2 separate regions of the Mus musculus genome follow, and region 2 is linked to region 1. A link is a loop called in an ENCODE intact Hi-C map of the cell type or tissue named here. Cell type or tissue: heart. All regions are shown on one strand. Links, peaks and the distances in the headings refer to the core of each region. The heading gives the core; the rest is flanking DNA.

Region 1 (8,342 bases), core at 195-8,194:
CTACAATCAGAACCATGCCTTGCATAAAAGGAGAGTTTTGCAGATGGGAAACAAACAGACACAGCACACTAGCTCTCAAGGTCACAGCCGTCTTAGACGGCACAGGTAAGCATGGAACTCTGGAATACCAGCTTCCACATAAAGAGCACTTAAGACTACTGAGTCGGTTCCGCTTCACTGCCTACTTCTTAACAAGCTGACAATAAATGTGCCTTCACACAGGAATTGCCATCACGAAAACAGTGAGCTTGGATCTCCTAAAATGTCAGAAATGTTGGAAACATTAGCAATGCAAAATAAGTTTGGATTTCTATAGCTATTTAAAAAAATGACATGAACGATGGTGGTGTGTTCCAATCCCTGTATCATATGAGTATCATCGTTAGGGTGAGTAGAGCAAGCTTTGTTCCAAGAGCATTGGAGCAACAGCCAGCATTTATCCCTAATGCTAGAATTACACATGCTGTAAACAGTGAGGCCCATGGCTACACTACTAGGTTTTCTAAGATCTAAAACCTTTCCCACTCCTAGATGAATGGAAGACTAATTTCCTTCTGTCACATTATATATATTGCTCTTATTGGAGCTGGAAAAATAAGCCCAACACATTGACATGAATTCTCTTATAAAAGTCAAAGTACGGAAAGTTATCAATTGAGACACACACTGAGACCTTTCTAGCAATACAACTCAAAGGAATTTTGCCCAGAAGGCGAGCATAAGAAACAAATGTTTGAAAATTGAATCTGCCAGGGCAAATATTTTTACCTTAATACTAGAAGCAGTGTCTGAATTGGAGGGAATCTCAAGGAAGAGATTCACCAGTCCCCCCTTATTTTTGTTTTCTTTCTTTCTTTCTTTCTTTTTTTTTAAAGAAAGCTGAAGCCCCAAAAGGTTTCTTGTCTTGTTCCAGTGCCTGAATGTAGACCCAGGTCCTGAGCCAAGCCTAGAAAAGCCATTTGCTGCAAACAGTTCTCCATTATGTTATAAACTGCTCTCAGATCAAATCAATCAAGCCACCAACAACAACAACCTAGAGCGGCCATGAAGCGGTCTGTAGTTGGGAATTAATAAACTTTAATAATCTTGGATGAGTAACCTGAAAGGTCTTGATTTGAGTGACTGCCTTTTCCCCAGCCCTGTAGAGATGAGTTGAGAAACATAGTACTCCACTGAGAATAGCATTATGTATCCTTAAGTCTCAGGGTGAACCTTGTATTCTGAGAAATGGGGGGGGGGGGTTCTCAGGGAGGGCAGTGCTTAGAGGGCTCAGGGAAAGAAGCAGTTAACCAACCATGCCACTCCTCCTTGCAAATAACCAAGGAAAGCTTTCTTTAAAGCAGTACAAAATGTCACCACAGGCTGACGCTCTTTCAACGAGAAGAATGAGATTTTTGCCACCTAGGATGCTAAGCACACACTTCATTGCCTTTATCATACTCAGATTTTTGTTGAAGTCTTGACTCCCTTTCCTTTCAAAACAGGTTATACAAGAGGCCCCAAACCATGAATGACTGCTGTGGGGGCGACAAGTCAAAAGACCTGGAGGAGCGGCTTCTGTCCTCTGGCAACTGAGACAGACTGTTAAAACTGCTCTAGGAACGAAGGGAGGCAGCCTGGAAATGGGCCCCAATGGATAGAGCTGGGTAATCCTTCACTCCCAAAGCTCTGCTCTGCAGAGGAGAGGGCACTGCAGGAGGCGCACTTCCAGCCTAGGATTCGCTGAGTCTTCAGTCACCGTGCCTTTAGAACTACAATCTTTTCCTTTAAAAGCACACTGACATTCCACGGAGAAGTTTGCACAACATCAGCGCAATCATTCCGGGGAGAAGCGAATGTGAGGGTTTGTGACTTGCGAGACCCTGCAGCAGCAGGCGCGCTCCTGCAGGAAAGCGCCCAGCTGGTGGCTTGGACCAGAGCCTGCGGGGTGCTGAAAGAACCGCCATCAGGTCTGAAAGCGGAACCTCTCCCCTCTTGGCAGTTCCGAGTGAAGCAAAACCTGTTTTTCGACGGGGCCAACTGAAAATAAATTCCAGCGCAACCGCATGAAAAGGGTAACAGCTATGTGCTGCAGTCCGGGGGTGGAAGTGTAGATGACAACCTCAGAGGCAGGTGTGAGAGGGTTAAAGCCAACACCGGAGATGGGCGTGTGGATTCCCACATTTCACAAACTGGCCCTCTTCCCATGGGTTCTAAAGTGCCCTTCCCCCATCCTATACTGGGTTTCCAGAAAAAGTGAGACTACATACACTGTGCAAGAGTAGAGGTGCCTGGTGCTCACATCCCGAGTGTTTTCGCCCTGCCCCACCTGCCTTAAAATCCAGCTCTACTCGGGCTTTAGGGTCCCCGCCCCCAGAGCCTGAGATTGGTCACTGATATTTTTTTCCCAGCCTCAGAAACAGTGAGTTGATTACCTCACCCAGAAATGTAACTTTGATATAGAGATATGGAGAATCAACCTTCTCCCACTCTGACACCCACCCCTCTCCCCAACAACACAAAGCGGCGGCTCCCAAGCCCTGGGGATCCCAGGCTCCTGTTGCCCTTACTCTCTCCTCTTCCCTGGAAGGATTCCGAGCGTTTGAATACTCCTCTGTGGCTTCAACTCGCCAACAACTGAAGGGGTGTACAGAAATAAAAGATGGGAAAAGAAAGTGAGACCTGTTTTAACCCCTCCTAAATGTAAAACTTAAAAAGAGAGAGAAGAAAAAACAGGCAGAAACCAGAATAACAAGGAGTAGTTTAACCCCCAACTATCCAGGACACAGTGGGAAATCAAAACTTCAAAGGATTAGATCCTCAGGCTCCGCAGGGAAAAGTGCCTGCCGCTTGAATGAATGACTGGGAGCGCATAGCGGGCTGGGCAGGACCAAGGAATGGCAGCCAGCAGGCCAGCTGGCGGACCACGGGCCAGGGATGTCCCCTGGGGGTGAGAAAAGGGGTTCCCCACAAGATATTCTGGTTGGTGGGAATTTTGTCGTTTTTCTTTGAGGACTCTCTGTAGAAGTGAGAACTGAGGCGCTACCACTGGGTGTGGAAACCAAGAAATCCCTCGCTTTAAGGCTCGCAAACCTGACTGCTAACCCAGTCCACGCTGCGTGACTCGGCTGCCATCAACCCTACACTAGCTACCCACTAGACAATGCAGCTTCTATTTCAGTATTATTATTATTAAAAAAAAAAAGATAGTCAAAACCCTCCTTATCCCCTGCCATTCCTCCCAGGTCTTCACATTATGACCAAGAGGAAGTTACTTAGGGGATTTATCGTGACAAAGTGCCAGCAGTTATTTCACCTCAAAGCCCAGCGAAAGGAAACTGCTCTGAGTGCAGTGAATTGTACTTTGATACCAAGAGACTGGAGGGACGGTGCGGGGGAGAGAGTTCAGCAGATCTTGCCGGGGGGGGGGGGGTCCTGCACCCTCAAGCTAAGCCTCACCCAAAGTTCCTGGAGATGTGCTTAGTTTTCAATCTCGCTGCCCAAACCTGAGCAGACCAGTCAAGCCTAAAACGTGTGACACAGGTGACTGTTCCCAGGGACAGATCTGTGTCCCCCGCGCGCCTTTATGGCTCCCATACTTTGCTAAGCACACGCTAGAGCGCACAGCCCCAGGCCTCCCGGGGAACCGCCCCCGGTCCGCAACAACCACTACAGTGGGGCTGTTCAGAGGCCAAAAGCTTACCTGGTCTGAGGACCGCGGCGGAGATCAAGAGGCAGAAAACCAGACGGCAAGAAGGGGACACCTTAGATGCCATATTCCTCCTCCTAGAAGGCCACCGACAAAGTCCACGCCGCAGGAGGGGGCGTCGTCCCCGGGCCCACGGGGCCCGCTCGCTTGTGGGTCTCGCCTTAGGGGGACAGCGACTTTTTTCCAAGACACACGGTCCCCCGGGGACTGTGGCGCTGCGCCGTCGGGTCTGTGCCACACGCAACTTTCCTCCACGCGGAACCCGCAACTCCTCCCTCCCCCCCTCCACACCCTTCCTCAGTGTCTCTGGCAGCTACTCCCAGGACGGGCGACCCTCTTATTCCAGGAGACGCTTCAGTAGTCAGTCAAGGTAGACGCGGTTTCTTTTTGGATGCTGTCTTCTAGTAGTTTCTCTTCTTGCAAAGGAGAGGATAAGAAGAGTGATGAGAGTTGCACCGTGCACGGATCACCGGGAGCAGAGAAGGGTCGGCGGGGCAGCGCCGCGGGGTCCCGACGGTGGGTCTCCTCAGGTGGCAGCCGAGGCAGAGGCTGTAGCGGCGGCAGCTGGAGCAGTGGCGGCGGCCGCGGGCTCCGGCTGCTCTGAGTGGAGGACGGGAAGGCGTGTGTAAGCTGCCTGTCTCCTCCTCCCGCTCCTCCCGCTCCTCCTGCTCCTCCCGCTCCTCTCTCCCGCCCAGCTTCCTCGGCGGCAGCGCGGAGCAGGTGGTTGGAGCGCCGATCCGCAGCCTAGAGGCGCTGCAGGACCAAGTCGGAGACTGAGCAGAGCTGGCGGCCCCTGGTGGGAGAAGAGCCTGATGCCCCAGCCCCCGCGCTCTGGTGGGCGGGGCTGACATCGACTCCGCCTCCCACAGGACACGCTGGCCAATGAAGAGCGGGATCGAGAGTAGGGGGCGTGACGGGCTGGATTCGCCAGTGTCTGGCTCTTACCAGGGGATTCTCAGCGCCCCAAAGACATAGGATCTGAGATCTTTTGCTGTCCTCCCAGCCTGGCCACATAGCTGTCTTCTTGCACTCCGAAGCCCAGTCCACTGGCTCACTCCTTAGGGATTTTTCTTCTCGACGAGGGTACCGCCTTCACCTTCTGTAGAGTTGTTGGGGCGAAGAGCTCACCTTGGGTCCTCTTGGACTAGGACTGAGGAGGTGGAAAAGATGGAGATTCTCCACCCGGAGGCTCACGGAAACAGCTACTGGTGGTTGAGAGTAATTTCCCCCACTTTGAAGAGAAGGTTACTCCTTCTCGAATTCGCCGTTCTTCTGTTCCCCTAGTCCTGGCTGGCGTACACTTTATCAAAGCAAATCATTTAATCAACTATCCAGTACCGAAAAGCAGAAGAGATTTTTGTGCTCCCCCTTCGCCCCCATCTCCTTCCCGGTGAGAATTAGGACTCTAGACCATAACACACGTCGCCACACTGATTTTCAAAACGTTCTTTAAAGAAAAAAAAAGTCACGTTTACTTTTAATTAGGTGACGATTTGAAGTTACAAAACAAAATCCAGAGTTACTCAGATTAAAAACCTACGCCTCCTGGTCCTTTCCAGAAAGCCAGGCATCCAGCAGATGGACGGGGCTTCTCAGGCAATTTCAAAAGCTTGAACCACCTCCTAGGCGTAGCATCGGGAAGCCGTGTCGCTTTCAGTTCATGCAGAAAGCATAAAGGAATATTTTCCTCTAAAACACCAGGGTGGAGCTGTTGGGACCGTAAGTGGCTCTAACTCAAGATTGCAGGATCACAACTCTTAATGCCCTCAGCATAATAAAATCCTGGTCCCTGAACCACCTCGCAAGGGCATGAAATAGTCTTTGGTGCATCACAGGGTCACCCCCTGTGTGAAGCCAGTCTCCAGCAGGGAATGCTAACTAGCCTCACGGGACTTTGTCTTCAAAAGATTGGGAACCACCAGCTACTTGCAAGTGGATATGGGGGGTGTCTAAGTGTGCAGGCAGAAGCTTCGTACAGACACACACACACACACACACACACACACACACACACGAATGCGCAAGCGCACAGACAAACACAGACACGGATCTTTGAATCCCTTTCCTTTCGTGCTTGAAATTATTAAACTCTGTCTTCAGCTGTGATTTTCCCCCCAGCGCCTCCCTGTCTTGTTCTCCTCGCTTTTACAGTATTGTAGGATAGATCTCTTATATTTTTCCTCCGAAAATCCTTTTTCCCACATGGTTTTAACATTTACATTTCATTTGCATCTTATGAATCAACAGGAAGGCTAAATGCTAGGGGCAAATGCCTGTTAACTCTGCATTTGGTGCACAGAGCTAAACTGCTGGCACGCTCATGGGAACCTACAAGATTCCTTTAGGGAATTTTTCTTCAAACTGCAGCCAGCCTAAAATAGAGTGTTTGGGAATAAATCACTCTAATTGTGTTTCTTCTGAATCTTCAGATTATCTGACTATTTTGAGGTGAAACCTAACATAGCATATCGTTGCTAAATAAATAAATAAATAAATGGCAAAGATGGCATGTCAGATCCTGGCTTTTACAGTGTCTGACGAGCATATCTAAGCCTCTCTAAGCCCCACTCACTATCTTCACTTTTGAAAGGGGATATCCGTTGTTGAGGACTCATTGGATTGATTATTCTGAGTAAATGAGATCTCCTAGGTCACTGGCCAGCCACAGCAGCAGGTGCTGGCCTTTTGGGAAATGGAACCTAGAGAAAACACTGATTTGCACTCGGTGAGTGACCTTGCTCAAAAGTCAACCTCTCACAATTAAATTGTGATGGCGCGTTAGCAAACCACTGTTCAAGGCACATCAAAATAAAAGAAAAATTACAGACATTAGCATGCACCTCATCCTAAGCACAATTCTATGCATAGATATTTGAATATATAGTCAATTATCTTCAGAGTTTCCGTTAGAGAGGAATATGTTCTACTTTAGGAAAATGTCTTGGTAAACTGCTTGGAATTGAATAATAATAACTCCAAAGGCAAATGGTTCATATATAGCTGCTACCACAAAAAGCAATAGGGGCACTGTTCTATATTAAATAAAACTATATATAATCAAGATAGAAATATTGCAGAAGAATGTGGTAGGAGAATAAAAATAGGAAGAGACATAGTCATGTTATATTTGCTGGGATTTGGAAATGATCCGAGTCTCTTAAAATGATTTCAATTAATTAGCAACTTTTACTGACCACTCATGTTAGACAATTACATGAAATTTATATGAATTATATGAATTCATCCTCAATAATATCCTATTAGTATTTTACTTATAAGGAAGTCAAGGCCAGAGTAAGAAGTACCTTTCTCAAGGCTACACAAAGATTCATAGCATAAACAAAACAAAACAAACAAACAAACAAACAAAAAAGCTAGATTTTTAGATCTAAACCTCTGACTCTAGTATTGAATTGCTGCCCGTCTTGCTCATTGCATTTGGGCTACAGTAACTTTATGCTTTTGGGAATATGGAGTCTCCACTTAAACATAAATTATTAGATCTTCTAAAAACTTTAATAAAGTCTGCTACAGTCAAACACAGTTTTGAGGAAATTAAATAGGCGTCAAACAGTATGTGATTGTGCTGGGGAGCCCTTCCTGAGACGTGCGGGAGGGAAACCTTGTCTAAGGGAGAGTATGTTCATTTACGAATAAGGACCAAGAATCAAAAGTGAACAGGGGAATGTGAAGTCCACAAAGTAGGTTCAGTAGGTTGGTGTTCTAGTTTCATTTATGTTGTAGTGATAAAACACCAGACACAGAACAAGGAGTAGGGGTTCAACTGAAAATTTCAGATTATGATCTCTGATAGCCTAGAAGTCAAAACAGAACTTTGAAGCAAGTACAAGCCAATTATATCATAACTATAGTCAAGAAGAGTGAAAAATAAATGCATCCATATTCACTAGTTTTCTCTAGTAAATTTTCTCAACTAGATTTCTCTTTTTATATAATTCAGAAACACTGCCTATGAAACAGGGCTGCCCACAGGAACCTGGGTTTTCCCACACCAATTAACAAGGATAACAGTTCCCTCTTAGACAGCCCACAGGGCAACCTAATCTAGACAATCCCAGCCTTCCTGAAATCCCTCTTTAACATTCTTTTAAGATTATTTTATTAAATTTAGTACTATCATAGGAGATCATTTGTTTTTCAGAATCTAGGAAACAGGGGCTGAGATCCCCCCAACACACACACTTTTCTTGGTTCTTAAAAGGAGGGAAGCTGTTACCTGACTCAACATCAAGGATGTTTTAGTGAAGATCAAAAATATATAACATTCCAATGACAATTGTGAGTTTAGTCTTGGCTCAGGGTATCCTGATTGATATTCCTTATTGGATGAGGTTAAAAATGAATAATACTTATCCAGGATCTAAACAGTTTACATTGCCCAAAACATAAGACATTTCCATTTTAAGGTATAAAATCATTTATCACCATCCAGGATAGTATATTCAAAGAAGTGATCTGATAATAAGACATTCTCTATTTAAGGTCTACTGAGATCAGGACTCAGCATTCCACTTCCAAGACTCTTTTCCCTTTATAAAACCACCTACCCCATCACTATGTGGCAACATTCTCTGATAAGTATGTACGTATTTAAAGAAGAGAGGAGACTTTTCTCTCGAACTAATCAGAACTT
Region 2 (8,342 bases), core at 131-8,130, 140 kb before region 1:
TTGTAACCAGTTTCAGTAAAAGTTTCATTTTGAATAGAGGGCAAATAAAGTTTAACTCCCAAGGGAAAAAATATAGGGACCAACTATCCCCCATTATTTACCTAACAAGGGTTTTGAGAACCTAACATATGAAGGAACATGGTTAAGATCTAAGCAAATATTAAGATTCCATAGGAGCTTATTAGTTTGATTGGTTTCGTTTTTGAGTAACTATTAGTTGTGATTGCAAAGCTTATTTAGGAATTCAAAATGTTTTGTTTCTTATGTATGTATGCACATATATAAATATATCAAGACTATTTGTCTTAAATTTTTAGTCTTATCCCAATTTTACAGTACAAATCCTTGACTTAAGTTATTTCTTTACTGTCGGATATGGATATATGGTATCAGAATACCTTAGGTTTCCATACTCATTCTCTTTGCAATAGATAATAATCATTAATGTTTTAGTACTTAATCACATGGCAGGTGCTTTTTCTGGGTTATTTGTGAAGTGATTAGTGGGTATAACTTTCATAACAAACTTGTAAATTAGATTTACAGTATTAGTGTCACTTGTAGATTATCCAATGAAGGTAGCATTTTGGAGGATGACTTCCGAAGGTCCCCACCAGTAAAGTGCAGTGATTCGAGAGCAACATGGGTACCTTTAGAGTACACTTGAGTAATCCTGAGCATGGTGAGATTTCTCTTCTGTATCAGTCACTGTGGCAGGCGCTTATGAAGAAGGGTAGACTTAGGAGGGGGTGACAACTCTTGCCTCCACCCATGGGGAGTCTACAGAGATGGGGGAATCTAGCTTTCTTCTCTTTATGTATGCTCACTTTCAATTTTTCCAAACCTTCTGCTCTTCTTCCAGCTGATTACATTAAATTAGAGCATGCACAGTGTTTCTGCAAATCAACACTGACTTGAGAGTCACTCAAATGCATCTCATTAATTTATTCCTGGAGCTTTTTTGCTTAGCTAACAATTTGAAAATAGCCCTTATTGATTGGCTTCCAGCACTATTGTGTCAATTCAGCTGGTGTGGAATCTGCCCCCCTACGTTTTTCTTAAGATGTGTTATTATCACACGAGTTTATTATTCTTTCAGTTGATTCCATTAATTTTGGTGGTCAGTTTGTTCCATGAGTACATTACATGGTAGACTCCAAGACTTGGAACTTGAGGGTTTCAAATAGACTCTTTCCTCAAGAGCAATCCTCTGCATTTACAGAGAACAAGAGTTCAGAATGACCTCAAGTGACCCGATAACAAGTACGTACTAAAGACAAGTGTGATGTATCACCTACTTTTCTAATTTCTTTCTTTTTTTTGACACATGTGCACAGTGTGACTGGGGAGATGAACCTCACAGTTGTAGTAGCTGATTTCTTAAGTCTGTACTTCTTAAGTCAAGTACTGCTACTGCTAAGTATATTGCTATGAATTAATCACTTAACCCTCACAACAACACTGTGAGGGAGATATCTCATTTTCATAGTAAGAAAATAGGCTTATTTCACCTGTCGATGGAAGACTTGAGACTCCATTGGTCTAATTTCAGAGCTGACATTAGAAATAGCCATGCCTGTTTATCCCTTGAGTGCAAGCTTAGGCACTTTTGCTAAAGTGTATTTAGTATAACGTATTTTTTATAGGAGATATTTTACATAAAAAGTTTGTGGTTAAATAAACCTAACAAGTTAATATAACTAAGGTCTCACACAATTCACAATGCATTTAAACATAACTACTACTTTGAGAAATGTTGTCGTAAATAAACAGTTAATAAATCATCTGGCAACCAACAATGTTCTCCTTATGCAAATGTCTGCAAGTATTCAGGGACTAGGGAAATATGCTATTGTATTCCAGGAAGTATCTATGTACTTGAACCTTGCTCACTGGTGCAAGTCTTTTGTGGCCTTGCCTTGGGAAACTGTACCACAAAGACACCTTTTGTTGATCAGTGTTCAACAGAGGCGTTAATCTTTGATAAGTCAACTCCTACATCCACTTGCTGGGATCTCTACTCTCCATTTCCAGAACTATTTGCATTGTTTTACCTGACATACTACCATCGACTTAAGTGTAAGCAATGGCTAAAATCAGCAGTTAAATGTACAATTGTTCTGTAATATCAACATAGAGAAGACCCCCAACAGAGACAAGGCTGATTGACAACTCCCATGGAAATCCAAGTTCCCCAGCCTCTCTAGATAGCTAGATCTATCTAGCCTTTGCAGTAACTGCATCACTCAGAAACTAGTGAAGAGAAAATGATCTCTGTAGAACTGTGCTCTACACTCTCTTGATAGGATTCCAGAACTTTGCCTTTCCCTGTGCCTCTAACACTTACGGACAGATGGTTCAGACAAAGCAGATCCTTCTATAACTGTTGAATTATTAGATGCATTTAAAATAGCATTAGTTATATAAGCATGAATTTTATTGACATATTCAACATATTACATTTTTCTATATAAGTATGCACAGATAAATATATTACTATTATGTCAGTGTTACATACTCTCAGAGAGAGAGAGAGAGAGAGAGAGAGAGAGAGAGAGAGAGAGAGAGAGAAGAGAGAGAGAGAATTTTAAAAGCTGGAGGCAATTCACCAAGCCCCAGAAGGCTCACACTTACATATTTCCATTTGCCAAACATGAGGTTCTGAGGTACATCGAGACGGCAAGGCATGACAATGGTGTCTCCATATGCTGAGTTGACAGTGTACCATCCAAGGCCTTTGGGCAAAAGGGGAAAGAGATGTTGAATATTGTCCTGAAGCGATAGCAGAGGAATACAGGAGAATTTACAAGCTGATTATGTTCTTCACTGTACTTACTAGGAATATATTTCACAGAAACATGAAGCTGTGCCAGAAATAACATGTTCAAAGATCTCAAAATAGCTTGAAATACATTTTCATGGAACGGATTATCAAATTTACCTCTTAGAAAATTAATATTAAGTGACAAGATTTAAAAAAAAATAGCTCAAGTTAGAACAAATTTCAACTTTATCTAGATGGAGAAATGCTAGTATTCAAGTAGCTGATTTTTTTTCTTTTTTCTTCTGTTTTTTTGAGACAGGGTTTCTCTGTGTAGCCCTGGCTGCCCTGGAACTCACTTTGTAGACCAGGCTGGCCTTGAACTCAGAAATCTGCCTGCCTCTGCCTCCTGAGTGCTGGGATTAAAGGCGTGTGCCACCACGCCTGGCTCAAGTAGCTGATTTTATAGACAAAATTCCTACTAAATTTTAACTTTTCATAAAACATTAATATGCTAAAATTATAGTACAAAAATTCTGTTCTCACAAGGAATTATTCACAAAGTGGTTAGCTGCTGCATTAGGGCATCAATCTAATTTAAAATGTTGTTTGTTAGTCTGGTACACAAAAAAAGAAACGGGTCATTTCATCCTTTAATGAGCTAAGTAATAAAAAATTACAATGTGAAAAGAATAATTTTGACTAGGAACGTAAAATATTTTTTGTATCTATTTATAATCCTGGAGTTTTGAAAAACTTTAAGACTTTACGGACAGAAAAAAACAAACTCTTTACGGTCTTCCTTCAAGGTCAGTGTGAAAATGCATTAGTAATTACATAACCTAGAAAGAGGAAGAGGGATGGGTAGAAGGATGATTAAAATAAACAGATCAAAACAAACAAGCAACCGATAAGAGGGGTAACATCCAGTCCTGAGGAGCCCAGCGGTGTGCCATATGCTTTACAAGGAACTGGATGAGAGCCGCTTACAAATATGAATCCATATGAAGCAACAGAACTGCCCTTTATCCTGATTCCATCAGATCATAGCATGTATACCTGTAGACACACATCACATCCTACTCTCTAAATACGCAAAACTCATATGTGCTCACTAAAAAGAAAAAAAAATCTACTTTGATACTTGCATTGCCAATAGTAGCAAGGAAACATCTCAGACACCTCAACTTCTCAGGTTTACAGAGCTCTTTAAGGTTTACGAAGCTCGTGGGTGGATATCCAGTAAGGAATACCCTAGGTGGTAGAGAGCATGAAGGGGCTATTCTAATCTGCAGGGGGAAAGCATAAGCAGAGGTTATTTCGTCCAGCAGGTGGTGCTCAAGGGCAAAGCTAAGGCAGCCCGCAACACACAATAAATAAAACCATCTTGGGACTTTCTGAACTGGAGCACCCGTGGGTGAATAGACGGTACCTTTCCCGGTTACCCATTCACTGTACGGTATACATAAGAGCTTTACACCGGGATAGAAATCACTAATGTTATTAAGGAAGGGAGGTGACACAATTCCTATTCTAAAATTCAAATGCTCAAGAGGCTACTTCCTCTCTAAATACGTCTCTGTGAACAAGAATAGAAGGAGCCACTGGGTAGCACAAACTGTTCAAGAACTTTTTACCACTGTAAAGATACAGGATAGTATGCAGAAGCAACGAGACTGTATTTCCATTTTGTATTTGAAAATGAAAAAATACATACAATTGTTCACCGTATACCCAGGATCTGTTAAAATAACCTTAAAACTTTCCCATAATTTTGTTTTCCTCATGCTCAGATTATTACTCCCTTTGACATTAAACCATCGGATATCAGAGGATCATAAAAGAATAAATAGTATTTTACTCTAGTTTTTATTTCATATATTTTGCAATGCTGAGGATTAAACCCAGGGCTTCAGGCATACAGGCAAATGAGCACACCAACTCTAATACTGGACTTTCTTTGCTATTTTATAATTTTTTAAAAAAATTGAAAATAGATTTTTCTTTCATACAATACATCCCAATTACAGTTACCCATCCCTCCATTCCTCCTACCTCCCCAACCTCCCCCAGATCCACTCTCCTTCCTTTTCTTTTTCAGAAAAGAACAAACCTCCAAAACGACAGCCAAACTGGACAAAATAAGATACAATAAGACAAGATGAGCGCCCTCATCTCAAGGCTGAACAAGGCAGGTCAATAGGAGCAGAAGAGTCCAAACAGCATGCAAAAGACGTATGCCGGCTTCCACTGTTAGAGGTCCCACAAAAAACCACCAAGCAAACACCCATAACACGCATGCAGAGGACCTGGTGCAAACTCACACAGGCCCCGTACCTGCTGCTTCATCTCCATGGGCCCATGTGACCCCTGCTTAGTTGATTCAGTGAGCCTTGGTCTCTTGGTGTCTTCCAACACCTTTGACTCCCAAATACTGGACTTTTATATGTGTGATCCCTAACAGGCATATTAACCTTGAATAGGCTGTTCTAATAGGACACAGCTCTGGTTTTCTCTATCAGGTTCCTGCATGTGGTAATTTTAGCATGTATTTTAATTTGTGGCTAAGCATTGATAATGAAGATCAACAAAGCCACAGGTGACGTGTGATCTCACCTTTTACAGTAAAGCACTTGCATGTGATGGTGGATTGGCATTTCACCTTCATCTGTGACAGGTTGCACCCTGATAATTGGCTCACGTTTTTATAGAACACCTTCTTTTGACAATTGGTGCTGATTCCAAGGTAGACCAAGCAATGCAGTTTGCAGAGAGCTCAGGATCCCTTGATGTCCATCCTTCATAAGGTAAGCAAGCAAAGGCCTTTCCCAAAATGTTGATCACTGATCTTCCCAGATACTATTCTTCTCTTCTACCCTCATGGAAGATTAATGTTCTATACATATGCCAGATTTTATGTCAGATTTTAAAGTTGCATGAATCTGAAGTATATCTTGTATTATTACCATGATCAGAGCACAATAGTGGCAGAGAAAACAACAAGCATTTTTAAACTCCATATTCTGATACTTAAGAAATTTAGTAAATAGCATTGGAAATGTAAATGAGCTAAATACCTAATAAAAAATGGAAAAAAAAAGAAATTTAGTAAAATGGTTTATCATTTGAATGTGGTGACATCCTTTTCATTTTACTTATCTAATATATTTGGAAATTAGAAATAACTTATAGCAATGGAACTTTGAGGTATTCTTATTGCTTCACCATATTCTAAAAGCATTATATTTTGCATGGGCTGAGAACATGGATTTTTTGTTGTTGTTGTTGTTGTTGTTGTTATCTATTGTCTTGAGGAGAAAAAAAAACCAAAACATGAAAACAAATACATTTCATGGTAGTTCATGGAAGCCTCTCTTCCATCTCCCGCAAGTTTAAGAACTATTTCTGCTCTCTGATTTACAGATGATGCATCTCGTGAGACCACAAAGCAAAGTGTTGACACTTCAACTGTTTTGACAACTCAGGGGTCACATCTTATAGTGACAATGCCAAATTGAATTCAGCTAGGGCAGGACTCTAATGAAAGAAGAAATTCAAAGGAAATAAGACACATGACAGAATCAGGGACAACAGAGAAAGACAAACAGTCAGAGACAGAATCTCTGTTCCACAGACTCAGAAAAGGATAAGTACATTGGATCATGTGATGAGCCATAATAATGCTTATGTTGGGATCAATTTTCTAGTTGGCTACAGCCATCAACTTGCTTCTACTAAGGTCGTATGACTTCCTGTTTCATCTGTGTGAAAGATGCAGGGTGTGCCTCGGCGGGAGAGCTAAGGTGTTTAACCTCCTAGAGATACAGTAACTATAGAGACCGTGGTGATTTGATAATGAATTAGCGTCCTAACGCCTAGAGATGTCCAGAAGGGGCAGCAAGACAGGGAAAAACCCATCACCCTGAGTGATTCTGTTTGCACCTTTCATAGAAGAAAAAGCCTTTTATCTTTAAACTACCAGATCTGAAAATTGAGTTTGGCTTACTAGAATTCTCCCGCAGTTTCCTTCCTGTAATAGTCATTAACTAAATTATTGAATTTTGTGCTCTACAGATTATTTGGCACTATTAAAAATACAAACTGTCTGTCAGATATTTCATTAAGATGCTGAACTTACAACATAACATAGTAGACTGTGGATGTGCACAATATGTATATGAGCATCCATATCCACGTGTGTGTATATGTTATTTGTGCCTGCAGTTGTATCTCTGTGCGAATGGATGTGTATATCTGAAGGATAAAGGACAATTTCAAGTGTCTTTCTTCAGGTGCCACTGATCATTTTACGATGCCACTATCTCACAGGGGACTAAAACTAAACAGGTATGGTCAGGAAGCACAAGAGATACATCTATTCCTACCTTCCTGGTGCTGATACTACAAACACTCATATGAGCCATGGTACCCAGTTTCTTCTTAACTCAGGCTCTCGTGCACGCTGGATAAGCATTGTAACAACAGCAATCCCATTTCTAACCCATTATGTGCTTGTATACTCAGCCCATGTCTTGCATATACATGCAGTTTCACTGGATTAGAACTGTATGAAATGTGCCAATTCAAGAAACTTTGATGAACACAATAGCTTGCAAAATGTCCTGACATAAAATAACATAATTTTTTTTATGCCTGAGAAGCAGGGTATAATCAAAACACTTTTTTAAAGGTGCTATTATCTGAAAAACATACAAACAAACAAACAAACAATCATCAAAACCAAAACAATAGAACTGGAAAGTAAGTAAAATGTAATAAACAAAGTTTTTTAAAAAACTTCTTGACAAGATAATTCTGATACATAGCAGCTCAAAAACAAACAAACAAAACCAAAACCTGAGTATAAAGTGCCCACTAATTATAATTGTATATTTCTGAAGCAAATAATTTAAAGCAGATATCAAAAGGGAAATACTAAATTGTAAGTTAGGTGAATACTTTTGACTTCCATCAAAACTAACTATCAATGTAATGATTTTTATCACATTGGTGGCAAATGACTTTTCTATATAAATGAATTCTAAAGGTCAGAGTAATGATTCTCTTTATATTATTGATGGACTTCAGACTCCTCTCTCACATTCCAAGCAGAAACAGAATAGTAGAGAAGACAGAATGAGACGCAGACCCAGTATACTTCTGCATGCTGTAATTTAGTATGTATAATTATTGTTTATTGCTCTGCTATTTTAATAGCATCTTTGTCCTTAGAAGCACTCACTAAGCTTTGTAGCTCTCTTTGGTGCCATGAAAGGGTTAAGCTGAATTATAATGGGCTCAGAGCATGTGATGTAAGAACTAAATTACAGTTTCACTGAAATGTCACACTTACGTGAACAAATTGCTGGTGTAGAGGTTAGGTAGAAAGATGTTCGTTATTGAGAACTACCTTTGTGCTTAGTTGTTTGATTTTGATACTTAAACCGAGCTGATGCTCTTCCTTACCATATTAATAACAGGATGGGAGCAGGTCTATATGACGTGTCAATACTTTGTAATATCAGTTTATAGCAGTGTTGGTTACATCTGACATTTTAGGTTGGAGTTACCTTCGTTGTAA

What was found. Hi-C counts contacts between places; a loop is a spot of excess contacts. Peaks named below come from ENCODE experiments on the same cell type or tissue, not always from the same donor. Only the 100,000 strongest peaks of a DNase experiment are listed, where the experiment ranks them.
Region 2: a loop joins it to region 1, with 5 times the contacts of the local background. A loop is called at or near these places in 17 of 42 quality-filtered maps.

What each region holds. Positions count from the first base shown.
Region 1 is chr16:52,448,711-52,457,052 of GRCm38, forward strand. Alcam (activated leukocyte cell adhesion molecule) reads right to left here and starts at 4,371. Exons shown (of 16, transcript NM_009655.3): 1 at 3,683-4,371. The coding sequence starts at 3,755. In heart, for the core only: CTCF peaks have their summits at 1,682 and 4,452 (motif pointing left); DNase peaks (open chromatin) are centred at 1,921 and 4,461; H3K4me3 peaks cover 5,808 bases; H3K27ac peaks cover 4,954 bases.
Region 2 is chr16:52,307,178-52,315,519 of GRCm38, forward strand. Alcam (activated leukocyte cell adhesion molecule) reads right to left here. Exons shown (of 16, transcript NM_009655.3): 2 at 2,635-2,735. Among named protein-coding and RNA genes, the nearest start is that of Gm32597, 20 kb to the right of the region's middle. In heart, for the core only: a CTCF peak has its summit at 4,085 (motif pointing right); no DNase peak of the experiment used is centred there; H3K4me3 peaks cover 242 bases.